2 separate regions of the Mus musculus genome follow, and region 2 is linked to region 1. The links are chromatin contacts, found by Hi-C or POLR2A ChIA-PET in ENCODE. All regions are on one chromosome and are shown on one strand. The core of a region is the stretch at or near the end of the contact, and the rest is flanking DNA. Distances in the headings are between cores, read along the strand shown.

The links. A loop is a pair of places that touch in the nucleus more often than their neighbours do. ChIA-PET counts read pairs that join two places held with the same protein, here RNA polymerase II (POLR2A).
Region 2: POLR2A ChIA-PET joins it to region 1 with 48 read pairs in Patski. The contact joins the promoter of Cdk18 here to the promoter of Elk4 in region 1. A Hi-C loop is called at or near these places in 6 of 37 maps with a recorded cell type or tissue (Patski, T-helper 17 cell, T-helper 2 cell and 1 more). POLR2A ChIA-PET finds 5 or more read pairs at or near these places in 4 of 5 experiments (Patski and embryonic stem cell).

What each region holds. Positions count from the first base shown.
Region 1 is chr1:132,005,085-132,009,436 of GRCm38, forward strand. It overlaps Elk4 (ELK4, member of ETS oncogene family), which reads left to right and starts at 2,536. Exons shown (of 5, transcript NM_007923.3): 1 at 2,536-2,856.
Region 2 is chr1:132,137,815-132,142,166 of GRCm38, forward strand. Cdk18 (cyclin-dependent kinase 18) reads right to left here and starts at 1,871. Exons shown (of 16, transcript NM_008795.2): 1 at 1,596-1,871.

The DNA of each region.
Region 1 (4,352 bases), core at 1,286-3,785:
TAAAAAGAAATGACACCACTATTTACCAAGTGTCTACCTTGTACCATCCAGAAATCATGTCCTGCATTTAATCCGATGATATACATTATCATCGTTTGATAATATGTGTGAACTAAAAAGATCAGAGAAGTTAATCAGCTTATTGAAAGCAACACAACTAGCAAACATCAGGGAAAACCAGTAACTCAAACTCTGACCTGTCTGGCAACCTGTTAAAGAGAAGATGACAACTGATTTCTTCAGAGGTTTGTTCAGCAGTCACAATTTATTAATGGCCCTACACTCCTTGGGCTGCTAGTTCAATTATTTTCCCAGACCAAGTGTGACTTGTTTCCTTTAAGAATTATAGCTATGCAGTGCTGGAAAGATGGCTCAGTGGTTAAGAGTGCACATTGCTCTTCAGAGGACCTGAGCTGGGTTCTCAGCACTCACGGGGGTGGCTTACAACAGCTTCTAACTCCAGCTCCAGGGGATCTGGGATCTGATACTCTTCTCCTTCTTAGGTAGGTACTGGCCAGGACCCTTCCTTTTTGTTGATTATCTTCCATAATACTGGAAGGTGCTATGTAGGTTCCTGGGGGAAGTAACACCCAGATGTGAACTCCATGAGCCACAGTAACAACTGGCTTGGCAAGTACAATAGTGCCATGAAAATTATGGAAGCAACCAACTGTTTCCTGGTTGGGCTGAAATTCTACTCTACAGGATAACTGGCCAAGATCCAGCTGCTGGGGAGCTCATAGCTCATAAGTAATTCTACTATTATTGTGTTAAATGGACATAGCATCAGACTGCCCTGAAATAGTTATCACACCAATAGATTAGTGCAACTCTCAGTGCTCTCTAGAGAAGCTCCTTTTTGCCTTGGACGCCAGATAATACAGAGTCACATCTGGTCCAAGTGCAAAGAATCAATGTCTGTGAAGTGCTCAACCATAAGTTGAATATTTATAGCATGTCACCACCACCCAAGGTTCAGGGAACACTGAGGAGGAGGAGAAGGAGGTGGTGGAAGGATTTTTAAGAGCCAGAAGTCTGGGGTGACTGGACTCTTCTGGGCATGACCACTACACTCATGCATTTACAGAAGCCATGGTTGCCTGTTAAAGATCTGTACAAGAGCAAGCAGTTGACATTCCATTGTGAACAGAGCATAGACGCCCCGCCCCTAGCTGAAGAGCTATTGGCCTTTGATGGGTGCCAGAATGAGTCAGTTTTCTTTAGAGGTGGGTCCCTGACCACGATCTAGTGGACTAGTGGACTGTCTCACATCCAGGCATATATGGGCAATACTAACTGGACTCACTGGGTTAAGAAACAATGAAAAAGAGGGCACATAGGGGGATCTGGGAGGAGTCAGAAAGGTGAGGGAGGGGGACTATGTTTAAAATATATTGTATGCATGTATGAAATTATCAAAGAAAAAATTATATATATAGATATCTGTATCTATATATCTATATAGATATCTATAGCTATATATATATGAAACTGAGCTTGGTGTTAAAAGCCTGTAAATTCATCACTTGGGAGGTGGAGGAAACAGGATCAGGAGTTCAAAGTCAACCTCAGCTCGGACTTCATGAGACCTTGCTTCCAAACACAAATCACATTTGTAAGAACCAGCTTACGCTTAACATCCTCATAATGTTGATACTGAGACAGGGTTGCTGAGAGTCCAACCCCAAATTGAGTGGCACAGTCAATCCCATGAGAGCTTTAAGTACAGAAACTGTCTCAAAAAGCCTAAGTAAACAAACAACACACTCATTCGTTTAGTGGGGCAGGGAGACAAAATGGAACGCTCAATTGCCTCAGCTGCGAACACTTGTGAACCTTGGAATTGGGTGTTGATTTCTGCATCCCTTCTTTGGATGTTGCAAGTTTTGAAAATTAGGTTTTCACAGTGACTTTACAGGCAATGAATTGGGTGTTTCGGATTCTTAAGTAAAGTCACTTAGACTGGACGTGGTGGTGCACATCTGTAAATATCTGTAATCCCACCACTTGGGGCCAGGAGTTGAAGCAGAAGGATCTCCTATGAGTTCAGAACAGCTAGAGCTACGTGTTAAAATACTGTTTCTAAACCAAAAAAAAAAAAAAAAAGAAAGAAAAAGAAAAAAGAAAAGAAAGAAAGAAAGTTAAAGCTCTGGACCAAGCTAAGTTGGTAAGGGGGAAAGCTTTTCCCATTCTAGAGAGACCATTCGTCAATGATTCTGATCAAGTGGTGGTGGTAGCTCGCAATGTAAACCAGTGGGCGTCGTCCTCACACGTCAGCTCCGCCGCCACAGCCCTGGGCCCAGATTGCTACCCCGAGAGCCCTAAGCAGGACTTTGGGCCTGCGAGGAAGTACGAATGTCCGGCAGAGCAGGAGTCCCCGGAGCGAGTGCACGGGACGGACTAACAGGGTACGTACGGGAGCCCCGGGCCAGAAACAAAACACTGGCTTTGGGGCCCGGCCCCTCCCCCGGAAGTGACGCTCGCGCTGCTTCGGCGTCGAGGAAGGGCCCCGGCAGTGCCGGGGGGGGGGGGTTTGAGAGTGGCGGAGGCCGCGGAACGACGGGAGACGGCGGCCGTAGTGAAGAACGTCGAGCGCACGCACGGCGAGTGGCAGCTTAACTATAGCCACTTCGCCGTCCCGGCCGCGTGTGCGAGGGCGGGGCTCGAGACCTGCGGCAGCGGGAGATGCGGGCGGCTGCGGGCACGCGGCTGGCTCGGCTCGGCCGCCGCTTTCTCGGGCCCCGGCGCGGGGGTCGCCACTGTTCGCCGCGCGGTCTTTGAGGTCCGAGTGTGAGGAGCGGTGGGCGACAGAGTCTCGCACCGCGTTCAAGGCCGAGGAGTCCCGTGCCCTGCCTGGTGAGCAGCACGCCCACGCCCCGTCGGGGTCTCGCACCACCGCCCCTCAGCCAGGTTTCCGCGCGGGCCGGGCGGAGGTTGCGGGCGCGGCAGGAAGTGCACCGGGCGGAGGGAGGGGCGGAGCTTGGTGGCGGGAGGGTGGGACCTGGTGGGTGGGCGGGGCCCGCTGGCGCGCTCTCCTTGGGGGAGCAGCTCGGTGGAGCTCAGGTGCTCGCCGGAGCGCCCCCTCCGCCTTGCCCGCACCTCGGTGGGTCGTGAGAAGTCCCTTGGGCGGAAGGTGGCAGCGGTTTTTTGTTGCCTGGGTGGGGCAGAGGGGAACGGTTTTAACTTGCCGGAGTGGCAGGAAGTTGGAAAGTGAAAGTGCTTTCTTGGCTCGCCCACGGGCCGGAGGTCTGCGTCTCCCCGCACTTTGATCTCGGGGCGCGCGGCCTCACGCCGCATTCTTCCCTTCCCCAAGCTCGCTGTCCATCCGGCCACAGGTTTTTCTTTCTCTACTTTTCATCAGTCCTCCTCGCTTCCTGTACAGCTGTGGCAAGCTTTTCCTCGGAAAAGCATTGGAAACATCTTTGAGGGGAGGAGTTTTAACGGGCATCGGCAAGGAAATAAGGGGGAATTTGTTGGGTGAACTCAGAAGACACGGTTGGCATTTTCTCGAGCCCTTGCAATGTGAAGGTTAGGTCATTTAAGTAAGAGTCTTTCAGTAGAATGGCTGCCGTTCTAAGGTCAGAGCTCTTCTCTCTTCCCCCCCATGCACAGAACGTGGGGCTTCTGTATTTCCGGCTAGGAGTGGTGTTTTTAAAAGAGTATGATTCAACTTTTCCTTGTAGGAACTCTTTGTTCTTTGATCTTTGGTTTTATTTTAAAATGGAAACTGCTTACGTGGAGTTTGTTACATTTTTGGGGGGGAAATATTGTCTTAACTTTTGGGACACCATTATATATTTGAGGCAGGGGATGTACTCTTCAGTCACCAGCACAAAAAGGTAAAAAAAAAGTATACATTTAATATCCTCTTGTGGCTCTCACCGTTGCTTTCAGCCTCCTCTCCTTCCTTCTTGTGCTATGTATCAAAACTGGGGTCTGCATCAGGTGTTCATCAGCTGGTCTGCACTCCAGGCGCCCCTGTTCTCTTCTTTTTCCATTGCACTTCTTCGAGAAAGCAATTTTCTCTACCTAGGTGCAGTGCTGGTCATCTAACCTGTGTTCTCAGGCATGCTAGACAAGACAAAGCACTTTGCCACCGAGCTGCTCTCCAGCTCCTAAAGCCCCGTTTCATTGTAGCTTAGAGATTAGTCTTTGAGTGTTAAACCTTTTCCAGCATTTAATCTGTCAACGATGATTTGGGTCCATTTAAGTCTGCCTCCATTATGCTTCTAAAAAACCTTTTGAAGCTGTAATTGTTAGTACTTAGACAGTGTCTCTGTTTTTGTACCTATATGGAATCTGTCTGTCTTGTTCCCTCTTTGTTGGTCAGTAGCCCGGGCTTCATACCCACA
Region 2 (4,352 bases), core at 621-3,120, 130 kb after region 1:
GAAGAGCGGCCTCTTCCCCTGGGAGCAGGATCAATTAACTGACAGAGAACACAGGGTTTGGAGAGAAACACAATCCCATTCCCTCTGGATCTCAGGGCAGCTATCCCCTCCCCGAACAATCCCAGACTAGGAATCCACTTGTTTCTCAGATTATTGTCCCTCTGGTAAAGCCTGGGTCTGCCTGGGGAGCCTGATTACTTAGAGAACTACCCCTGTCCTCCCTGGGAATTCCAGCCCAGGAAGAGCAGGAGTTGGGACCGGGCTTGGGGTCAGATAGATGTAGACCGGATTGAACCCGTTACATCACTCTCACCCACCCCTCCCCCAGTCTGTTCCTTGGCTAGTGCATTAGTGATCATAACACTCATGAACTATCATAACATTATTATGACACCTTGCTTGGCACATTGCAGAGATTGGAGACAGGAGCTGGGGCAGAGGGAGCCTCCGATGCAGCCCAAGTCCACAGGCATAGCTGCCTGTTGGCCACACCCCAGAAGCTATCCCAGGCCCAAGGCATGACAAAGACATGCGTTCTTGAGACACAAGGATTTGGATCCCCACCTACCCCGCCTCACTGTGGGCTATGTGCCTCCATTGAATCTCACATCTGATAGGGTGGGGGCTTTGCGACCCACGGGGCCCAGGCCACACAACACAGCTGGGTAGGCTGGGGAAGATTGCTCAAGGCCGAGCTGGGATGACAAAGAGGGGCAGATGGCAGCAGCCAGAACTCAGAAGGTTCTGAGGACTGCCCCTATCCCACAATTCTACCCCTGCTCCTGGGAAAGCTTAAGAGAAATATATGAGGCCGCTGGAGCCTAGAGGGGTGCTGACCCCTCAGTACAGGGAAAACAACCCCAAGGCCATCAGGGGCCTGTCCCCCAACCGCGTGGAACAGAGCCTCTGACCCACCCCATTTTCAGAGTCCTGTTTGTGACCTCCAAACAGAGCAGTCAAGCCATGCGTTTGAAGAGCGAGCCACCCACCCTCCTTTCCCACACGCTATCAACCGCTGTCCACAGGAGGGGAGGATCATTGCTTCTCTGGACTTAGCCCAAGAGAAGAGACACGTTCCCTAGCGACTCTCCTCACCACGCAGCCAGCGCTCGGGGCTTCACCTGTCCTCAGTTTTCCCCAGGTCTCTGGCCTACCACCCATGGCCTGTGGGGCTGGAAAGTTCACGAAAGCCCAGAAAGCTCTTCGAGGTGGCAATCTGGCCCTACACTCTCCTGAATCCCTTCGTTATCGGGACTCCTGACCCTTGTCCTTCCCATAAGGAAAGCACTTAGCGTCTGGCTTGTGCCTGGGAGGGGAACTTTTGCGTTTGTAGGGTTCCGACGGAGGTCAGGGCCAAAGGGAGTCCGGGATCCAGAGTCCCCGCGGGGCACGCGTTCTGCCTCAGCACCTGGAACTTGGGAGTGGCTTTCCCAGGGCATCCTTCACCCCACACACACACCAAAAAAATAAATAAATAATAAAAAAATAAAACGCAAGCGCGCCTGCCGAGCGCCCATCGCCTATGGCAGCTGGGGAATTCTGCCCAAATCTCCAGCGCAAAGGCAGTCGGCCCCTTTAAGGACCGCCCGGCTTACCTTTGCTCAGCTTGCCCGGCGCGGTGCCCCTCTCTGGCCGCCGCGGCGGACTCTGCGCGTGTCCCGGTCGTGGCGAGCCGGCTCCCGCCCTCCGCGGCCGCGCTGCCAGGCTTAGGTGCCCTGCCCCGCGCCCCGCCGGGGTCCCTACTCGGGACCCTGGCTCTTCCTGGCCCTGGAAAGGTGAGCGGTTTTCCCCCCAAAGAAGCTGTAACCTGAGCTGCGGGAGAAGGGAGAAGGGAGGGGTGCAGGAAGGTGGGTAAGAGGAGGAGGAAGGCAAAAGCCGGGCCCCAGCCAGAGTTTTTCACGTGTACAAGTTGACTCCGCCTTTGTCCGGACCGGCCCTGCCCACAGTCACTGCCAATCCCTTGCTCTCCCTCTGTCCCAGGGCCACCCCTTTCTCCCACTCTGGGAACTAAGGCCTGTGCTTCTTCCTGTTCCCCTCATAAGCTGGCCCTAAACTAAGTACAGGGTGAGGCCCTTTAGCCTGGACCACACCGGACAGGTCTCTGTCTCTACCCAACCTGCTGAGTGCCAATTTCGGGGGGTGGGGGGAGGGTAGTGGGGGCAGCGCCTAGCACCTAAGAGCTAATGTGCGATCTCAGGGCACAGGGCCTCGCCTATTCTCCTCTCTTTTATGGAGTGTGAAATTGTCACTTACCTGATAATATCTCCCTGATCCCTTCCCCCATCTCTGCCTCTCCATGGCCTGGAGGAAGAGTTCCTTCCCACATAGCATCCCTCTTCCACTATGAAGAGGAACAACTCTGTCCTTTTTGGCCAAGTGAATCAACTAAGAAGCTTTGCAGATAGGCAATGCTAAGTCAGGTCTCGGTTTACACAAGGGGAAACTAAGTCTCAGAAAGGAGACTGAAGAAGCCCAAAGTCCTACAAGGCTTAGAACCCAGGTCAAACATCATTCTCCCACACTGTCTAACGTCAGGGGTCAAAAACCACCACCAGGGGCGCTGGAGAGATGGTTAAGCAGTCCTGAGCAGTTACTGCTCTTGCAGAGGACCCCGGTTCCGTTTCCAGCACCCGCATGACTGCTCACAACTGTCTATAGCTCCAGTTCTAGGGAATCTGACACCTTCTGATCCATGGTGCCAAGAACATATGTGTTAGATACACACAGCTGTGGGCGAAATTCGCGCGTGCACACAAGCTAAATATAAATAAACCTTTTGTTTGTTTAAAGCACGCCACAAAAACGCTGGGGTGGGCTGAGGGTCAGCCTTCTTATGCTGGGGCCTTTTTATCCTTGCTTCCGGTGCTCTGCCGGGACTACATCAAAGAGGTCCTTGCCCTCTGTTCTTTTAGCAGATATGGCACATAGCTTCTGCAATCTGGGTGCCCTTGAGAAGGCTGCTTTGAGGAGAATGTGGTGTTGGAAAGAGGACAGTTTTCTTCTAAAAGACAGAGTCCTGAGGTCACAGCCACATGAGAGTGACTTATGGGTGGCTGACATCCCACAAGGGCCTACCAGCTCTTTGCTACCTTCCCTACCAGGGCATGGAGATTTTTCTGGGAATGAGTGTTTTATGCAGCTGTGGCTGCTACAAGCTGAAGGGCTGCAAAGAGTGCCTACAGCCAAGCCTCTGGATTTGGGACAGAGGATACCTGTCCTGTTCCATGAGTAACTAGGAAAACCTAGGCTTAGGCGTGGTGGGGAGGGCCTGCACTCAGGAGGAAGAGGCAGGAGGATCACTATAAGTTCAAGATCAGCCTGGTTTCCCCAATGAATTCTAGGCCAGCCACGGAGTGAGACATGCTCTCTAGAAGAGGAGGAGGAAAAGAAAGGGGGAGGGGGAGGAGAAGGAGGGAGGAGGAGGAGGAAGACAATGACAAAGACAGGGAGCAGGGAGGCTATGTCAATGCCAGGGAAGGTTGGAGGGCTGGACTATGCCTAAGTATTTAGAGGATTAGAGAAGATGGGGCCAAAGGGTAGAATTTCAGAGAGCCAGGGGGTAAGGTCAAAAGGTCTCAATAAACAGTTTCTGAACATCTTCTGCATGTCAAGCAGTAATCAGGTTTCTGAGCCCAGAGGATAAATAACACCCTGGACCCTCCCCTCCAGGAGTTTGTACGGAAGGGAAGCAAATGAGAAAGACGCTTAAGTCTGCTTTCCATTGCTATAACAAGCACCTGAGGTAACCAGCTTATAAAGAGAATGTGGAGGGGGGAAGAGGGAGGAAGGGGGAGGAGAGCATGCTTTTGGAGGGTCCAGTCTGTGAACAAATGACTGTCGCTTTTGGAACTATGGCAGTGTATGTCATGATTGGGAACAGGTGGAAGATTGAAGTCACTCATCTCGGAGCTTGAGAGTCAAAGAGAAGAGAGGGTGGTCTGGGGCCCCACTACCCTCAGGGGTCCATGCTCAGTGACCATCGGACCCTGACTCCAGGGTTTTGCCCCCTGCAGCCACAGGATGGCAACTGAGCCTTCAGAACACGGTCCCGTTGTGCACTAATACAGTGCAGAGGTCAGTGCTGGGTGACCGCCGGGGACAGTCCCCGTGCTCCGTCTGAGCTGAGGGTCACAGGAAGAGAACAGAGGTGATTCACGGTTCAGCAGGGTGACACGGAGCAGCACGGAGCAGCTCAGGAAAGAGATCTCACCAGGTCACCTTAGGGCACCCTCTCCAGCGGCCGGGGTCAAGGTCAGAAGTCAAGCCTGGTGACGAGTGATACAGTCTTAGACTGTGGCACCCCAGTAGCAGAGAGAGGAGGACCTGATTTGAGGGATGGTTAGAACATTCGT